Linked DNA regions of Homo sapiens: region 1 is linked to region 2. The links are chromatin loops, found by intact Hi-C in ENCODE. Cell type or tissue: GM12878. All regions are shown on one strand. Each heading gives the region's core, and the rest is flanking DNA. Links, peaks and the distances in the headings are about the cores only. Region 1 overlaps LOC105376940 (a long non-coding RNA gene). Region 2 has its middle 180 kb from the start of MIR4790.

Evidence for each region. A loop is a pair of places that touch in the nucleus more often than their neighbours do. Peaks named below come from ENCODE experiments on the same cell type or tissue, not always from the same donor. Only the 100,000 strongest peaks of a DNase experiment are listed, where the experiment ranks them.
Region 1: it touches region 2 in a loop (3-fold over the local background); 2 of 110 quality-filtered maps call a loop at or near these places.

Annotation. Positions count from the first base shown.
Region 1 is chr3:5,750,441-5,760,564 of GRCh38, forward strand. It overlaps LOC105376940 (a long non-coding RNA gene), which reads left to right. Exons shown (of 3, transcript XR_940572.3): 3 at 5,095-5,512. Among named protein-coding and RNA genes, the nearest start is that of MIR4790, 510 kb to the left of the region's middle. In GM12878, for the core only: no CTCF peak of the experiment used is centred there; DNase peaks (open chromatin) are centred at 4,391 and 7,011.
Region 2 is chr3:5,421,066-5,431,189 of GRCh38, forward strand. No RefSeq gene overlaps it. Among named protein-coding and RNA genes, the nearest start is that of MIR4790, 180 kb to the left of the region's middle. RefSeq lists enhancers at 7,972-8,151, 8,202-8,281. In GM12878, for the core only: a CTCF peak has its summit at 5,473 (motif pointing right); DNase peaks (open chromatin) are centred at 5,520 and 8,136; H3K27ac peaks cover 1,596 bases.

The DNA.
Region 1 (10,124 bases), core at 1,390-9,389, 330 kb after region 2:
GTTCATCACACACTATTTGTTGAATAAATGAATGAATGAAGAGAATGCAATCAGAAATGTTCCTTTCCAAATGTATATATCATTGATGGACTGGGCTATCTTCTGGGAAATTTGCAAGTTTTAGATTGGATCAAATAATGGATCACTCATTTACTTTGATGTCTTCTGAGACAAAGAGTTCATGAAGGGAGTTTGCTTCATGGGCTTATGCTTCAGGGGCCTGAGATGTCCAACCTGACTGACATCAGTGCTTTAGAGATGCAAGTGCAACCAGGATGCCTAGTAGGACAATCGGCTGGGGGAAATCACTAGGGCAGAGTGAGGATGAGCTGCCATTGACTTTAATGAAAGAGACAATCTCTATGGGAAATTCAGGTCAGATGGAAATGACCCACACTGAGCCTGTGTAGATTTCTATCATGACAACCTTCTGTTATATACCATCTCTTCCCTTTTTAATGTGAGAGCCATGGTTAATTGTTGTCTTTCCACTTCTTGGCTCTTTACCTTGTCTGCTATAGGACACTGAGAGTAATTACTTGAAAGAATTCCTTTAGTGCAATCCAGAATCCTCAGGCATCTGAGAAACTTTTCTTAAAAATTTTAACTCAGCAAAAAGTTAGAAGTTTTTTTTTTTTTCCTGACAAAGCATTTTTTAGATCACCCTAAAATATTTGGATAATGCAGGCAGTGGCACTTCACTTCTGCTAGGAATAGGATCTGCTCCATAGCAATGTCTATATATCCATTCATTAATTAATGTATCATATGTGTGTCCAGACTGTATTGATAAGGATATGTTTTAGATAAAATAATGGCTATAGAGACAACACTGAATCATGTTTTTGGTTTTCTGCTCTGATACCCTCCTTTCTTGTGGCAAGGTCTGTTTATCCTTCAATTCCATCTTACAGCTTTGTTTGCTGCCACCTCCTTAGTGCAAGCCACCATCATCCCTCATCAAGACTACTCTAACAGCCATCTGATTACTCTCATCCATCTGTGCCTCTCTCTAAGCTGCTGTTCTCGGCAACTAGATCCGGAGGGACACTTTCAAATCTCAAATTCTCTCATGTCATTTTCTTTGTTTAAAACATTTCCAAGGCTTTCCATTTTTCTTAGAATACATTTAACGGACCAGTCTCTCCAGCCACATGGTTCACTGGGCATCTTGTTGCCCTCCATGTTTACCCATACAAACTGTCTTTCTACCACAGATGCTTTGTAAATGCTGTTCCTTCTGCCTAGAATGCCCTTTCCTCCCTCCCTCCCATCTTCACCTAGTTTACTCCTATTCACCCTTCAGATTGTAACTTAGCCATCAGTTGCCTGTTTAGTACCCTGGTTAATTTTATGCGTCAACTTGACGGGCCTTGGGGTGCCCCGGCATTTGGTCAAACATTATTTTGGGTGTGTCTGTGAGGGTGTTTCCGGATGAGATTAACATTTGAATCAATAAACTGAGTAAAGCAGATCTGGCATTCCCTAATATGGGTGGGTCTAATCCAGTCAACTGAAGATGTGAATAGAACACGACAAGTGAGAAGGAACTCCTCCTGTTTGAGCTGGGACGTTTGGTTTCATCTGGTCTTAGGACTTTGACTAAAACACTGGCTTTTCTTGGGTCTTGAGCCTGCCAGCTTTCAGACGGGAACTTATATCATTGGCTCTCCTTGTTCTCAGACTTTGGGACTCAGACGGGCGCTACTACGTATTGACTCTCCTGGATCTCCAGCTTGAGGACGGCAGAACTGAGAACTTCTCAGCCTCCTTAGTTGGATGAACCAATTGCTTATAATAGATCTCTGGAGAACCCTCACTAATACAACCCACCTTCTCACATACACACACTTTTATCCACTCTTCTAGAGAAGTACTTTGTAGGACATACATATTTGACCTTTTACATCTATTTGTGTGATTATTTAATGAAGTCTCTCTCTCCATTACAGTGACTGTCCCAAATGGGCAGAGACAGGGACTTTTCTGAGATTTTACTAGAGTGTAGCACATAGCACTGTACCAGGCACATATTTGATGATGAGACAATGACATTACCTCCCACAGGTAAGACCTAGGCCATTGTGGGATATAGAATACACCTTTTCCTAAAGGACTTTTCATGGGATCTTAGTTCAACTGCACCAAGTTAACTTCCTTTTTGTCTTGTCTGATTGAATTTCCCAAATCAAGCTACTTAGATTCTGCCATGTTTGTGACCTGGTTTCCATTTATAATATTTCTTTGCTGTTCCAGGGTCTCTGCCTTGATAGTCTGCAGTGCATCCCATGAACTCAGTATGGAGAAGTTGCCTTGTCCCCATCAATCCAATGGAGTCCATTCATGTCTCCAAACCTTGGCTTAATGATTGTATCCCTGCTGTCTGTTATAGGAACATTTTTCCCTGACCACCCTATCTGTCACCTCTTGTTAGACCTCCCTTTCACTAACCACAGCCTGAACTCTTACCTGCTGCCATACTCTCAGAAAATCATACCAAGCCTATTAGCTCAATTTCCTCTAGCTTCCATTACCAAAACCAGGGTTTTCAAATACATGGTCTCTTCTGGGAAATAAATCCCTTTGCCAACCTGGAAATGCCCAAGATGCCCTAGTTTCAAAATACAAACTCGAAATGTTTCAAAATATGCTTCAAATTGTTTTTCTTTTTTTTTTTTTTTTGAGACGGAGTCTCACTCTGTCACCAGGCTGGAGTACAGTAGTGTGATCTCGGCTCACTGCAATCTCTGCCTCCCAGGTTCAAGTGATTCTCCTGCCTCAACCTCCCAAGTAGCTGGAATTACAGGCACGTACCACCACACCCAGCTAATTTTTAAAAATATTTTTAGTACAGAAGGGGTTTCACCATGTTGGCCAGGATGGTCTTGATCTCCTGACCTTGTGATCTGCCTGCCTCAGCCTCCCAAAGTGCTGGGATTACAGGCGCCCAGACTCAAGTTCTTCTATCACATTTTAACAGTTTCTCTGCAGGTCAACCTGACATTCATTTGGACTCATCCAAAAAGAACAGCATGTTCCCTTTGATGTCTGCATTTTCCAGAATAAATGACTTTCTCTCCCTTAATTTCTACTTTTAGAATCTTAATGAGCATTGAGTTTTGGAGACAGTGACCTTGTTTTCAAGTGTAGGAATTAATTACTTTAAAAATGTCACTGTTTAAAGGAATATCAGCACCCTGTTCTCACTCATGAATTATCACCACATAAAATCTCACAAAGATTATATGAATCTCTTCCAACAAAATGGTTTGCCTTTTTATGTGCAGAGGATGGTCCTGGGACAATTGCAACAAAATCATTTGGGTGGGGAGAGGTGATTATTACAAATACATAATCCAGGTCCCCACTGCAGACCAACAAACCGGAATCTATAGGATCCTTAGAGCTGCTGCTGCTGCTTTATTTTTTTGAGGCAGTTTTACTCTGTCACCCAGGCTGGAGTGCAGTGGCTCAATCTTGGTTCACTGCAACCTCTGCCTCCTAGGCTCAAATGATTCTCCTGCCTCACCCTCTCGAGTAGCTGGGATTACAGGTGTACGCTACCATGCCCGCCTAATTTTTGTATTTTTAGCAGAGACAGGTTTTCACCATATTTGCCAGGCTGGTCTCGAACTCCTGACCTCAAGTGATCCACCGGCCTTGGCTTCCCAAACTGCTGGGATTACAAGTGTGAGCCACCATGCCCAGTGGAGTTTGCATTTTAAACAAGGTAGTCCAATTAGTCTTAGATACATTAAAGCTGAAAAAAAAAAAAACCACAACATTTTTCCTTGAGTACTGTCAGAAAAAAAAAAAAAAAAAAAAGCTGGCACCCTGTCATATATCTGTTTGTTTATGTACTATCCTGATATAGTAAGTGTGTTATAAATGATACCTCAAAAACGGAAATTTTAAAAGGGTAGAGAAAGGATATATATAAACAGAGTTATATTTGCTTGCCATATTACACAGGGGGTCATTCTGCATACCCCACAGGCTGTAAGCACTCTACTTTGAAAACTAATGTTTTATAGGATGCAGATTATTACGTTTACCTCTAAGATAGACGTGTTCTATTCTAGCAGAGAATAAATACTAGCTGAGATGGGTTACAGGATAAATCTTGTTGAAGGTGATAAGGGGAGATCTAGGTGCGAGGAACTTGAAGGAAGGATTCTGGGTGTGCAAGAGACAGTTTGAGGGCATTGAGACCCAACTTAGTGTGTGGGGGGAGTCAGAGGTGGCACAGGGAAGCAATTCTGAGAGGTGCATTGTTTCTGAAGGACAGGGGAGGGCCACCAGACTGCTTCTTGCAGAACTGAGAATTGTATGCTGTCTCATGTATATTCTCTCTCTTTCCTGTTCCCTGTATTGTGCTGCTCAAAGTGTCAGTGGTCAGAGGCCCAGGGCCAAACCACAAACTGTTGTCCCAGTGGCCCATGTCAAGATAAGTGTAGAAATCGAGAGCGTTTAGGCATTTTTAGAGCAATTTGCCCTTGCTGTGACATCTAGTAATTAGTATTTTTGTGTGTTGGCAGAAGTATTGGTCTGCTATAAATTGGACATTTAAAAATTTGTGAAATAAGCCAGACACAGAAAAATATTGCAGGATCTCATTTAGTGGAATGTAAAAAATAAATAAAAAAAAAAAAGTCAAACCACACATAGAGAATAAAACAATAGTTACCAGAATGTGGGGGAGGGGAAGAAACAGAAAGATGTAAGTCAAAGAATACAAAGTAGCAGATGTATAGGATGAAGAAGTAGAAAGAGCTAATGTAAAACATGAGGACTATAGTCGATAATGGTGTATTGTAGTCACGATTTCTGCTAAATGAGAAGATTAAAGGGGCTATTGCCCCGGGGTAAAAATGGGTATCTGTATGAAATAATGGATATGTTAATTTGTTCCACTATAATCATTTTACTACATATATAACATCATGTTGTATACTTTAAACATACACAATAAAATTTATTTAAAAAACATAGACTGTTTTTCTATAAAATTGTGAACTGGTCTTTAACTCTAGATAGTTTTTGAAGCACTGTTCCATATGATGCGTAGGCTGAATTCTCCCACCTTTGCTTCAGTCCTAGGGCCCAGGAGCTGCAATGGGCCATTCTCATCTGAAGGAATTGCCTCAGCTTGTTAGAGGACTGGCATGAAAGGAACAATCGTGATAGTGGGCATAACACATAAACCCTCTGGGACTCCCTTTGGTCATCCACAAATGGCAGTAAAGAGATGAGCGCCTCCTTGTTCTCACTCACAGGTGGGAATTGAACAATGAGAACACTTGGACACAGGGTAGGGAACATCACACACTGGAGCCTGTGGCAGGGCGGTGGGGTGGTCTGAGGGAGGGATAGCTTTAGGAGAAATACCTAATGGAAATGACGAGCTGATGGGTGCAGCAAACCAACATGGCACATGTATACCTATGCAACAAACCTGCATGTTGTGTACATGTACCCTAGAACTTAAAGTATTATAATAAAAAAAAAGAAATGAGCGCCTCCTTTACTGGATACAGCTGCTACTTTCTTAGGAAAGTTAGGCTTACAACTAAGGAGGCAGATATCCCAACTGTTAGCATCCAGGAGATGTTTAAAGAGCTTAATAGTCACATTTTTGTTGCACCACAGCCTGAGCTTCTAGAAGCTTCTTTTCCTGAATTTCTCCCTAATTACAACCTGCTTACCTGGCTACAGGGCAGAGAAGGCCAGGATGATAAAGCTATTGGGGTTGCTAAATTTAGAATCTAAGAGCATTGTGTCAGATCTCAGCTTGGTGACCTCCTAGCTAGTGACACAACTTCTCTGAACCTCAGCTTTTTAATTTTACAATGGGCATAGTGATTTCTATCTAAAACGTTTTAGTGGGGGAATAAATGTGTTTATTTTTATAAAGCACTTAGCTCTGTGAAAATCTGTAGAACATTTAAAGTGCATTGTACTGTCATTATCATGCTTTTTATTTATTCAGTAAATAGTTGAGCAAGTACAATCTGCTGGGAATTGTACTCATTCCTGAGGGAGCCATAATGAGAAATCAAGCATCATACTGTACCTAAGAAATTTATGATCTAGGTGACCTCAATACAACTCATTTCCAACACCTTCACGTTCCTAACGAGACTGTAAATCCTGTGTGGTCAGGAAACACATCTGATTCATCTCTGAATCTGCAGTGGGTAGCCTAGTGTGGGCCTGTGGAAAGTACTCAAGAAATTCACGTGGAACAGAATGCCATCATCTTCCAAGTCTTGGTTTGACTTGATACAAGGGTTTAAAAACAAGTGTTTATTTAGGAAATGATCCCAAGTAACAGCCATCGGGGTGTGGAGGAGTGTGAGAGAACAGGGAAAGGAGCCATTTAGGGATGTTTTATCTATAGCACACTAGAACCTAATCCTGTTGGGGACATCTTGGGAGATACAGCAGTGAGAGAGAACTGGAATATTTATCCATCAACTACCATTGGTTGAGAGCTTCTTGGGGAGGAACATTAATCTAGCATTTTTGCCCTGCCTTTATGGCTGCAGGAAAGTCTCTGGCACCAAATCACAGAGGCTGGCAGTTGAAAGTCAGCCTGCTTGCATGGCAATGGTAGGCACCATGAGGATATGGGTGGGACACACATCTTCACTCCATTTCTCAGCTCAAGTCTACCACCCGGGCCGGTTTTCCCAGATTCCCAGAAATCTGTCTTGCTCAGTGTTGTCCCCCTCCTCCACACTGGGAATATCCATAACACACTCATGCCTATACTTGTCTTCTCCCAGCACTCCAGCTTATACTGATTCTTTCTTCTTCTCAGTTCCTTGTTCATTTATTTATTAATATTTTTAAATAGCTCTCCCTTTGGCACAGACCCGCACAAAGTTATTTCAATGCTGTATGTGGGTGTCTCACCTTCCCACATCCGTGTGAACTCCTGAGGACAGATACCATGAGTTATTCATTTTCTGTTCTTGCCACATTGCCCACAACCAGAAAGTCTGCAAGAAATTAAACTTAGGGCTGAATTTAACTTTGCGATGAAAGACTGGTGATCTGTGCTTCTCAGCTTCTGCTTTTTCAGCCACATTTTCTGCTCTGACTTGACTAAGCTGACAATTTGCAATTTTATTGATTCTAAAGTATTTTGATGAGAATCATGACTGCCACAGCCACAGCGGGTAGCTGTCATTTATTCAGCACATATGTGCTTCGCATTGTGCACTTAATATATTCTCTCATGTGATCCTCATAACAAAGCTAGTGTCATCATTTTACCGATGGGAAAACCGAATCTAAATAATCAAATGACTTACCTAAGATCATATAATTAGCAGAAGGGCAATAATTTAAACTCAGGACTAACCTAGAATTCTAGACTTTTAACTATTGTACTATATGTCTCCCAAATATAAGAAACAGTAAGAAATACTGAAAATAACCAATTCATTATTTCATTCCCCTATCAGTTCAACTGTCCAACTAAGAAGTATCCAAATTCAGTGAGTTTATATTGTCTTTAGACTTTGTTAGTCAAGACAAATGAGACTTATTATTGGAGATGAAGTGCAGAAACATTCTCAGGGACCCCCTCAGCGTCTAAGTTACCATTATCCACAAGGCAGGTGGGTTCGATTGCCTGCCGGGTGACAGTCCAATGACCACAACCAAGGAAGATTTAACAAGGGGACTTTATTACTTGCAACAAGCGAGGACACCAGGAATAGTTCCCAAAGTGGTGCCTCCCTGAGCAAAGGTGAAAACAGGGCTTTCATTGGGCTAGTTAGTTAGCTGAGTTAAGTTAGTTAGTACGTAAAGGTGGAGAAGGCAGTGCAGACGCAGTTGCTGATCATGCTTCTAGACAGGGCGCATGTATGGACAATGGAGAATAAGCTCCTCCTCTGGTGGGGTTTTTAGTATGGAAATGAGGGGAGTTTGCCAAACCTCATCTCCAGCTGAAGTATCTGAGGATCCAACCCGTTTTTTTTGTTTTGCTGGAGGTGGGCTTCTTCCCGGAACTTTTCTGAAACAAGAACTCAAGGTGTATCAGTTACAGGTGGGTACTTTCACCTGTAACTTTTCCCAGTTACAGTGTGTGCTGGGAAACCCAAGGACCCTGGCTTACATTGCCTTTCTCTTTTCTTTGTTTTCTGGCCCTGCAACTCCAAAGACAAGCCCATCTAGTTTGAGGACTAGAAAACATTGCCTCCGATATCACATATCTTCCGAAATCGTTTGTTTATGTCTAGGTTTTGGATTTCATAAACACAGAAACATGTATTGTTACAACATGAAGAAAATATTTCCTTATCCATGTGGGAGTATTTTCTCCTTGTCCCTGAAGCTCAGTCTGAATGGCTCAGGCCCGCTTTAGGTTTCAGCTCTTTCTTCTCCCTTCCATATCCTCCATTACCTAGAGAATCATCATTTATCGTGGGAGGTGCAAAGTCTTGCTCTGAGTCATCATATGTGTTCCCAAAACCATTGTCTCCGCTGGGACATTTTATTTTCCCTGCAGGATCTAAACTCTCGAAAGGCAAAGCCAGGAAGAGCTGTTTTGTTTCTCTGCTCGTCCTCCACATCCTTGAAGCCGGGATTGGTGAAGCTAGACTTATCTGGCTCAATAAGGAAATGGCTCTTGGATACAAGATAATATGAGATTAAAAAAAAAAAAACTGCACCAACTAATATTTTAGAAAAGAATGGCTCATGTTTGTATTTACGTGTTTGTGAACATGTGTGTTCATGATAACAGATTAGCTTATTGGTCCTTCTTACACAAGGCAGGGAATAAAAGGCAAAAGTAATTCAAGTCATACATTGTTTAATTTCAGTTTTGTGTAGCTTGTTGAATTGTTGCAAAGCCAGCTGCTTTATCTCATAGGCCTTATTTTTGTACTATAATACCAGCATTCAAATGCTCTGACCCCGAATGTTTGCTCAGTATGGAATGTGGAGTTAAATCTTGTCTGAAATTTCATTAGAAGACAGTCTAATTAGCCTGAATCAGAAGCCACCTTCCAAATAGCGTATTCAAAAACGTTAGTGAGTTATCTAGAATTTTCTAAAAGGAAAACATGATTTATTGACTTCAGAGCATTTTTCTTGGTGCAATAGAGAATTACAGCAGCCTTGTTTGAATAGCTATTATTAAGATTGCTTTGCTGTTTTGGAGACAGATCCCTATTTACTAGATTTTTGAATGGGAAAAAAAAATCCTGCTTTGGTAAGCCCTTAAGTGTAAAGGATCACAGAGTGATAAATGCCAAGGTGATTTTTTAAAAAATGTAATATGTGGTTCGTTGAACTTTCCTAGCTGTCAGTATGTGAAGAAATCCCAGTGTCAGATATTAAGCGAGCATTTTCTGTATATAAGTCACACATTTCAAATGGGTATTTTTCAGCCCATTAATCTGTAACAGTGTGTTGGAAAATTTGAAAATGACCAACTACTGGTTTAGTTTGCACCTCACTAAATTGTCCGCAAGGATTAACTAGAAAAACCTGCCCATCAGAAACCCCCCGCCCCCGCCCACTCTCCCTGCCCACAATCACACAAGCACACACACTCCCCTTCCAGGATTGCCTCAGCACAGGCCCCAGGTAAGCATTTCCACTGAAATGATAGCCAGTCCTGGCTTCAGATCATCCATTACAGGCTATCACCTGTGAATCTTCACACTGGGAAGGTTTTCCTACCCAGTTTTAATGGCTGTTTTCAGAACTATTGACATTTACCAAGTCAAGGGCAATCTGTCTTTTAAAGAAGTGCCAAAATAGCCTTGCACTTGGGTCCCAAACGTGCTGGGAAGGTGGATTAACGTTATAGGAGGAGAGGAGGCACAGAAAGTAGAGGTGGAGAAACATAGAGCTTAGCTGGGATTCTGTGTCAAAGATGGTATTCTATGAGTGGGAAATCTTGAGGTGAATGCTGCCAAGTCCTTACCTTCCAGTAGAGAAATGGGCTTAACTTGGGCACTTAAAGTGTATTTGGGGACTTTTTCTTCTGGATAGCTATATATTCTCTGAAATTAAAGGAAAATAAGGATGGAAATGACTTTCTTTGGTGTTTATTGTTGCTGTATCTCTGTGGTATGGCCAATATTTTGTCTTTTTGAAAA
Region 2 (10,124 bases), core at 1,129-9,128:
TTTTTGTGCAAGACATTGAGGAGACACACAAAAGAAATAGCCCTGAAAGAAATAGCAAATTTTCAGAGGAAAAGAGTATGACATGCAGGCACTTTGACAAAGGTGACAGAGACAAATGCACTTGATAAAGAGGAAACTAATAATAAGTTCTTACTAGATAAATGTTTGTAAAAATAACAAAACAACTGTAATACAAAACCTTTCTTGGCCGGGCACGGTGGCTCACACCTGTAATCCCAGCACCTGGGGAGGCTGAGGTGGGCAGATGATGAGCTCAGGAGTTCGAGACCAGCTTGGCCAACATGGTGAAACTCTGTTTCTACTAAAAATTAGCTGGGCTTGGTGGTGCACACCTGTAATCCTAGCTACTCGGGAGGCTGAGGCAGGAGAATGACTTGAACCTGGGAAGCGGAGGTTGCAGTGAGCCAAGATCGTGCCACTGCACTCCAGCCTGGGCAACAGAGTGAGACTCCATCTCCAAAACAACAACAAAAAACAAACCAAAACAAACAAATGAAAACTTTATGAGTGCCCTGGGTCTGGACTTGATATGGTTGAAGATTTTCATCAGCCTGAATAGCTAAGGAAATTCTACTTTAGAGAGAGACTCACCTTACCTGTTGCTGATAAGCTCTAGTGGCTAACTGTTCTTCCAAAAACTTACCTGAACTGCTGCTATCAACTATTTAAAACAAAGGTCTTCTGATGGGGGTAGAAGATTTGAAGGGAAAATATGCCACCTCTATTAACAGCGAGAAGGGGATTCCTGTGTGTAACAGTTTTGAGTTTTCTAAATTTCTTTCACTCTGAAAATTGGGGTCAATCACACACCATCTGTACTAGTATTTATACATGTATATTTTTCTTTAAATTGACTCATTTCTTACATTTCACTTAAAAGTAAATTTATTCTATGTTCGTAGACATGGAAATCCAGGTCCACTGAGTATGGCAGAGGCAGGTAGTCATCACCTGATATTTGTGTCTGTCCTTCCGTGATACAGAATTCTTGCTAAGAATTACTCATTTAGAGACCTCATTTCCTTGTTCTATCTGTTCTGTCTAGATGTGATCCAAAGACTGGATCTTACTTCTGAAGTGTGAGTGGAAGTGAGGTGTCATTTCTGGGCCCAGAACTGTAAGCAGTGTGTGTACGTTGTACACGCATTTATTCTTCTTTGCCAGCTGGAAGCCAACTCCAAGACCTTCAGGGATGGCAGAGCGACAGTTGGAAGTAGCCTGTTTTCTTAACTTACCAGGTGGATGAAAGCAGACCACAGATCAGGAATGCCCTCCATAGACTGTTCTGTGAGCAAGATATGAATGTCAGTTCAAGTCAAGCTACAGATACTTTCAAGCTCATTTATTCCAGCAGCCAGCATCATCTTTAAAATAGGCTTACAATGGGTATGGTATCGCATGCCTATAATCCCAACACTTTGGAAGGCCAAGGCGGGAGGATCGCTTGAGGCCAAGAGTTTCAGACCAGCCTGGGCAACAAGGAAGACCGTGTCTCAATGCCCACCTCCACCACTCCCCATCACCACGACCAAAAAAAATGAAAAGAGCAGGTGTGGCGGTGTGCATCTATACTCCTAGCTACTAGGGAGGCTGAGGCAGGGGGATCGTTTGAACCCAGGAGGTTGAGGCTGCAGTGAGCTATGATTGTACCACTGCACTTCAGCCTGGGTGGCAAAGCAAGATCCTGTCTCAAGAAAAAATAAAAAAAAAATACAATAGACTTACAGTAAGGTAGTGACAAAAATAAATACTTCTTACTCAAACTGCAAAAAAAAAACCTCAGTATTTTATACCACCATCCCCCCTGGGTACCATCACCAATAAGTAGTGATAGGGGATAGTTTGTTCTGGTGCTTGGGCAGACTGATTAAATGTCATGGGAATAATAGTTTCTTTCGTATTCCTACATTCTTGCTGCTGGTCAATGAGAGTATTTTTTTCTTTTTTAATATTTGTAAGCTGCTATTGAGAGGTTGCCAACCTTGAAATGCTACCAAATCTTGTCAGTGTTCATTCTGATCCTCCAGGGAGAAGAGTCAAAACACAAACCCTCTGTTATTAATAAAAGGGAGTGACTGACGGGGTCAGGTGAGATGTGTTCCTCCTCAGCGTGCTTTGAAAGTGGCAAGTTATTTAATTGAAAGCGTCCGGCTCTCTCTCACTCAGAAGCTCTCACTTGTGCTATTGCCAAGCTGTGGTCACCCCTGATGACCCAACATAACCCAGAGGAAGCTCCAGAAGGAAGTCCCCAGACCCACCCTGCTGTTTGCTTTGTGTCCCTGTTGCTACTTTCTGCAGAGAAGAACTAAAGTTGGGACTTGCTCTGCCTGGGACATGTGGTGTATTGGTTAGGGTTAGGAATGTTGACTGCTATCACATAAAAATCCTTTCTGGTGTTCTGGGTTGGGGGATCATCTTCCACCTTTGTGATCTTTCTTGTGGCTTTGTTCACCACCAGTGCCTAGAAGTTCTTTCCACTAAGTGGGTGGGTGGGTAGGAGTGGGAGTTTTCTTTGACAGTGATTTTTGCGGTGAGCATTTTGTAAAACAGTCCCTTCCAGCAAATGCAGGCAGGCAACCAAGATGTTTTTGACTATCTCATGAACCCTCCCTCCAGTTCCCTATTTCACTGTGCCAGGATTTCTGGCACCGCCCAAGTCCAGTGGGGCCTTTTCTCAGCTGCTCTATTGTTTAAGGCTTCTGTAACTTTTCATTCTTATTACAAAGCTTCTGATGGGCCCCACTGGGCTGAGCCTTGGCAGAGTTGATTATGATACAGGAAGTGCTTACTTATTTTATTAGCAATGATCAATGATTTTCTTGTAGATGAAAAGCTTATTTCTAGCACGCATGCACTGAACCCAGTGATTTGTGTGGACTTATTACAACCTACTTTCACATACATATGGCACCACACTGCTATGTTCTCTATGCATAAGACCCAGCACCTGCTTTCACTGCTGGAATCAGTTATTGGTGGTCTGTGTGGAACTGGCTACTGAGTGCCTGGTGGGGAGAGTCTCATGGGAGCCAATTTTCTCAGTGGGCTTCCTTAATATTGGAATTCTTCAAAGCTCAAAATTCTGAGAGGACCCTAGGGGTTCAAAGCCTTTGAGCCTATAATAGTTAAGTGATTCGATATTTGCCAGGACATCCCTGCAACCTGGTCTTACATGATGCCTTCATGCAGGAACCTCTGTCCTGAGGTGTACAAAAAAGAAATGTACTAAGTACGTTCCCTGTTTGCTATTTTTGTTTCGTGCATGGCTTCCACGTATCTGTCCTTGCTCCATTCTCCTTACTTTCTTAGCTTGTGACCTTATCAATTCTTCTACTAGGCAGCTTCATGGTTAAGAGCATGGGCTCTGGAACTACTTAGCCAGACTGGGGCTGGGGATTAGCCAACTCCTTACTGGTGTGATTTGAGGTGTGTGTGTGTTTTATCCATTTCGAGCTCTGGTTTCCTTATCTGTTTATTGGAGACAATACTATCCATCTTACATGTTGGTTGTCCCAGTTAAGAGAGTCAGTGCATATAAAGCATTTAGCATATACTAGGCAGAGACAAAATGTAGCTATTATTGTCAGTCAGGTCCCTGCCTTGCCCATTGCAGCTCTCCTGCATGAGACTTCTCTCGATTGGAATTTAATCTCTGTTATCAGCTCAAGGATTCGCAGACTGTTCAGGGTAGTAGTTTTCTGAATAAACCCAGAACCTGGAATTTTCCTTACACTCATTGCATTGGGTGTCATGACTATCCCCATCTTACAGATGAGAAAAACTGAGGCCATTTGATCATGTAACTTGTCTAAGGTTCTACAAATAGTAAGTGGCGTAGTCAGGGTTTAAAGACACCTCCCCACCCATCTGTCTGGCTCCCAGCTGCCTCCTCTTTGTTTTGAGACAGAGATTTTGCTCTTGTTGCCCAGGCTGGACTGCAGTGGCGTGATCTTGGCTCACTGCAACCTCCACCTCCCAGGTTAAAGTGATTCTGCTGCCTCAGCCTCCCAAGTAGCTGGGATTACAGGCATGTGCCACCATGCCTGGCTAATTTTGTATTTTTAATAGAGATGGGGTTTCTCCATGTTGGTCAGGCTGGTCTTGAACTCCTGACCTCAGGTGATCTGCCCACCTTGGCCTCCCAAAGTGCCGGGATTACAGGGGTGAGCCACTGTGCCTGGCCTCTATCTGCCTGCTCTTAACAGGCATCCTGAAAAAAAAGCATATAGGACTCATAAACCAGTTCTTGATCTCTCAAAAACATTTCACTGTTTATACCCTTGACTGTCTGTGCACAGTATCTGCTGTATAAAGTCAAGAAATCAAAACCAGTCCAGAAATCTCCAGCTGAGGGGAAACAATCAAGGGAGTTGGTTACATGGTGTGGGAAGACGGAAAAGATAAAAAGCAGACATTGAAGCGGCACAGGAATCACTGAGGGAGCAGTCACCACCCTCGGGACAACATGATGTTACAGAAATCCAGGTGCTGAGTGGGGCAGAGAAGCTTGCTGCCGTACGCAGGGCTGGTGGCCAGTCTCTGGGAGCTTGCCGTATGTTTGGTACTTAGCTGGCTCAGGGGCCCCAGGGTAGGACATTGAGGGGCAAATGCCCTGAATACTGAAAGATGCAGGAGCTATCTGATGGGTTGCAGCAAGGCCAGGATGAGCTGAAAACACAAGAAAGTCACTTTCCCTCCTTCCTATTTCCTCCAGTATCTCCCACTACAGAATCTAACTGGAAGTCAATTAATGAGGGTGCTTGGGAAACAGTTTCAGCATTGCACAGCAGAATGGACAAGGTGGACTTGGGCTGAGAAGCGGGGAGATCTCAGACACAACGCCATTTGTATGACTGGCCGGTGGTACTGTCAGTCGTGGTGGTTGACATGTTTTGCAGGTGCCTGTGGGCAGCTCCCTGAGAAGACACTGAACCCAGCTGGGGTAACTGAAGAGCAGTTTACTTAGCCTGCTCAAGCAAGCACCATGCATTCAGAAAACTCATTTTGTAATTGTTGGTATAGTTTTAGAGCTTGAAACCAAATGAAATCTTTCAATAGTTGCCAGTCAGACGTGCATGTCAGCCTACCGGGTCGCTTCCCACTTGCCGGAGTGATTAGCTCTATTGAGCATTTTTTCCTTGTAGCCACAAATCCTCCTAGTCATAGCACGAGAAAATCCGTGACCAGTCCAGCACCATGTCGAATTTCCTGGGAGACTTTCCTTTTCTTTGAATTACCCATTTACTCGGTGAGAAAATGCTTCGGTGGAGAGAAAGAGCCTGGCATCGAGAAGGGGAGGGGAGCGAGTCTGCCACTGGAAATGCTGAGTGGCAATTTCGTTGTAGCCAGGCTTGTCACAGGACTGATGAATGGGCCCTAGTCTAGCACGTTACAATCTCCCTCAGGTCCAAGCCGAGGCCTACCTCACCCGTGTGCATCCAGGGACGGTAGGTGGCGCTGTGGTGTTGACTGATTAAAGGAGCGCGTGATAAAATGCTATGGAGAAGTGTCTGGAAAAAACAGGGAGTGGGAGTACTGGCTTGGAGAGGGGCAAGATGAATATGCATTCTCATTCAGTGTCTTTCCAATTCAGGTGAGCATTTTCCCTTTCCGCTCTGGGCATGCACAGGAAAATCCAATTACAGATGCAAGTTACACTGGGCTCTTTCAAATCAAATTGCAGATGTGTGTCAGCGGCATCTCGCTGACTTGGACGTGCTGGGTATATCTCTCGCAATAGAAGTTTGGCTTCTCCTTTCCCTTCTTTCCTTTTTTCTCTCGTTTCTTCTTTCCTTCCTCAATACTCTCCTACTATCTGATTTGAATTTTGCAATCCTCCTCTTTCTGACACCCATTTAATTCAATTCAGTAGTTTTGTACCTAACATAGTTTTTTGAGACACTGTGAAGTATCTGGGGGAAAAGGGATAAAAGTAGCTTTCTTTCTTTAAATAGAAGGTAAGCTAACCATTTACTGAGCTCCTACCAGGTGCTAGGAACTGAGCTAGGTACTTGTCTACTCAATTTATCTCATTAAACTGTTTAATTTATTCGCTTATAAGCAGTTTGAGTACTTGTGTCCCAAGGGCACAGCCTGTGCCATCGGTCGTGGGGAAACAGGAGCATTAAAAGGCCCCCAGTCCTCTGTGTGTCTTCTTCCCTGCTCTGAGTCTGAGCCCTGATGCTTCAGCTGCTGATTTTTACATGGCTTCCTCTAACATCCTTGCAGCTCTGGAGTCAGGCTGCGTGAGCTCGGATTCTGATTCTACTGCTTCCGAGCTTTTGGAAGTTGGGCAAGTTACATAATGTCTCAGTTTTCTTATATGAGAGAATGAGATAACCATTCCTTCTTCCAAGGATAACCATTCCTGCTTGAAAATTAAATGAGATGGTACATGCAAACATTTGGAATGACAACTGGACAATGGCAAGTACTTAATAAACTTTAGCTTTAATCATTGTCATCACCATCTTCAAATTTAAAAAGTTGCTACTTTTGGAATATGTAAGGTAGTGTCTACTGCCCATGCCCCCAGATATGCCTCTGAGGTACACTCCAGGTAAAAAAAAAAAAAAAGGAGCAATTCACTTTTACTAGGAAGAATCAGGGAAAGCTGCATGGAGGAGGCTGGTTATAGCTGCCCTTGCTGTGAAGAAATTCAGAGGAAAATTTCTGAATCCAAGAGGGTCATCTACTTTACAGACAATCAAATGAGACCTGTGTCCCTTGTCCCGTGTCAATGATGTTTATGCACATTTTGCAAACCATAATCCTCTAATTAGTGGGATCCCATAATCCCCGAGGTCAAGCATGGATATTTTGGGGGCCATAGACCCCAGGTTCAGGACTCCTGACTTGAGATCCTTTGCAAGTTCAGTGTTCTTAGTCTAAATGAAGTAAAACAATTTAAGAGAGTTTAGCAGGCACTGTTAGTGTCCCACTCAGTTCCTTGTTACCTTATTGGCGTTCCCCTCTCCCAGCTGCTGTGGGTGTTGCCTGCTAACGATTCACTCCTACCTTTCTTTTCCAAGGGTGGTTCTTGGCTCATGGGAGTGCCAGGCCAGGAGATAGTCCACCTTCTGCCCCGCAGACACAGAGGTGGCCCTTGGTAATGACTGAAGAGTATAGCAGTGACTGGTTCTCAGAATGGGAAGAACTGGGACTATGTGGTGGCTAGTCTGTTAGGCTAGGGGCATGGTAAGAGAGTTAGGCTGGAGGGGACTGGAGAGACAGGAAAGGAGAGTGAATCCTTGCTGCTTCTTGACCCTGGAAGAGTACAGTAACTCGCTTCCCTTGCTATTTGGTGGTTCCAACTCTGCGATACAAACTATATACGTTTCTGAGCCCTCATGGCACCAGGCTGAGAGCTTTCTGGAGGTATGGTTTGCCTTGATGCTCCTCTGCCCTAACCCATCTTTCTCACACCCCTGTAGGTTTCCCTGAGAGCAGTTCCTCAGTAAATCACTTGCACAAACATCTCCATCTCAGCTCTGCTTGAGGGGACCTAAAGACAGAGTGGAACTCAAGGTCATTATATGGAGGAGCTAAAACCCATGCTATAGAACGTCAGTGCAATGGTTTAGGGTGGAGGGGCAGCTGCATTGAGATCCAGCTCCTCCCTTTTGTCCCAGCTGCTTTTTTCCTTTTCTCCCACCGTTCCTACTGTCCTGTGACACTCTGGTGTCAGATTGGGACAGATGATGGGGGAGCTCACCAACAGCAAGTGGCGTAAGTGGTCACCTTGGAGCCCTCTGATTTCAGACTACAGTTTTGTCGAGCTGTAGGAAGTCTTCTGTGTAGAGACGATCCCTTAATAAGCCAGTTGAAGTGTGATGATTAATGTATTAGGGCTGGGGAGCCCCCATCCTAGCAAGCAGTCCCTTTGACAGAAGAAAACGGACTAGGCAGATAAGAGAGAAAGTGCAGAATCACGTTCTGGTGTTCAGTTTGGCAGCCCATAGCTCATTTTAATTACTCTGAAATAATTATCTCTGGTACACAGCTGGGTTTGTCTGCGTGCAACTTGTGAGTCATTCTTCCCCATGTGAATAAATCAAGCAGGTTAGGAGGAAGGGCTGGAACCAAATGACATGTAAAAGAGGTTCTGTGGTAAAGGTTCAGAAAATGGCAAACTTTCGACCTGAAAGAAGATTGATTTGGGACATCTGGTCCTTGTGTGTGAAGCAAACAGCACTGGCTAGTGAAATCAGAAGTAGATGAGTCTTAAGGCTATTTTAGAAGAGCTGTGAGAGCTGAGCAAGGTGCATCAAGGGCTAATGTAAAAGGGACAGTTGCCAAGGAGGATCCTATAGCATAATGGTCAAGAGCTTGGGTTTTAGGAGCAGGCTGACTTGAATTGGAATCCGTATTCTATTGCTTGCCATTTAAATTACTTTGAGCATATCATGTCATCTTTCAAAGCATCAGCTTTCTATTAAGTTAGAAAATTTGTGTATGGTGCCATTTCCTTCCATGTGTGGCTTCTATTACAAGTACTAGATTTTCCTGCTGCTGCTGCTGAGGGCTTAAGGAGAGGACTGCTTGTGGGCCACCTATGCCCTGTCCATTGCCCTGGGCAGACATTACTAATCAACTCAACTCTCTTCACAGTTGGGCCTGATTGTGGAGTCAGAGATATTTTCTAATAGCACTTCCAGCAGCTACCCCCTATCTAACCAACTTGGCATGTTAATTGAAAGCAAATAACCACTTTGGGTTAAAAATGTTTCTCTTCTTTGATGTTTGATATTTCCTATCTGTAAAACCAGACATTTGAAGAAGATGATCACTAAAGGCCTTTCTCATTTGATATTCCAGTGTTTTAAGAGATAGAGAAGTGGATCATTGGGGATTGGATTATTTCAGCTCCCACCCTTTGTTTATTTGATGCTCTGCACACAATCAAGAACTCAGTTTGTAAGGTGGGGCTGCTTATGAGAAAGGTGGGAACAAGACCAGGAAACCAAGAGCCAGGAAGCAGTGAGGATCCACACCCTCATCTCCTGTCTCCCCAGTCCCCTTCAGCCTGGCTCTTACCATGTCCCTAACCTAATAGACTAGCTCCCACATAGTCCCAGATGGTCTCACTCTGAGAACCAGTCACTGGCTTCTGCTCTCATAGGATGGATTCATCATAGGATGGAAATGAAGGTTTGTATCCAAGACAGAAGCTGCCTCCATTTCAAAGTCATCTCCTCTGTGGGCCCTGAGTATTTGATTGCTCATTGGCCTCCTTGTCTAACCTGCAGATCTGCTAGTTGTCACTGGCCTGACCCTCGCTTTTCAATAATAGAGCTTACATTGTTCTTAAAGATCCACTTAACTTTTATATTATATAGTTAATATGCTTTAATGGCCAGGAAAATTAGAAAATATAGATAAACCAAAAGTCAGTTCACTGTTAAAATGTGGTTGCTTATTATCTTTTACTGCATATATGTGTACATTTATTTAAGATCATATTTTATAAACACTTCTTAATGAACATCTTTCTGCTTATAAATGGTCTATCTTATTGTTTAGAATACTGTCATTCTGATTTAATTTGTCCCTCTGCTATGACTCTCCTTTTGTTCAATTCAATTAAACATTTATTGAGTACCTGCTCGGTGCTGAGTGCTTATAGTCTCTGTGCCCCTGTATTAGTCCATTTTCATGCGCTGTAAAGAACTCCCTAAGACTGGGTAATTTATAAATAAAAGACTCACAGTTTTCCATGGCTGGGGAGGCCTCAGGAAACTTACAATAAGAAGGCAAAGGGGAAGCAAGGCATGTCTTACATGGTGGCAGCAGAGAGACAGTGAAGGGAGAAGTGCCACAATTTTAAACTATATCAGATCTTGTGAGAACTCTTTCACTATCATGAGAACAGCAGCAGGGAAACCTGCCCCTGTGATTCAGTCATCTCCCACCAGGCCCCTCCCCTGAAATGGGATTATAATTTGAGATGAGATTTGGGTGGGGATGCACAGCCCAACCCTATTAGCCCCTAAGGAACCTGGAGCCTGGTAGGAGCAAACAGATATAAAATAATGAATTATGATATACCTTGACAAACATTAGTAGAGACACGAAGTTTTACAGGAACACAGGCTGCTGAATGC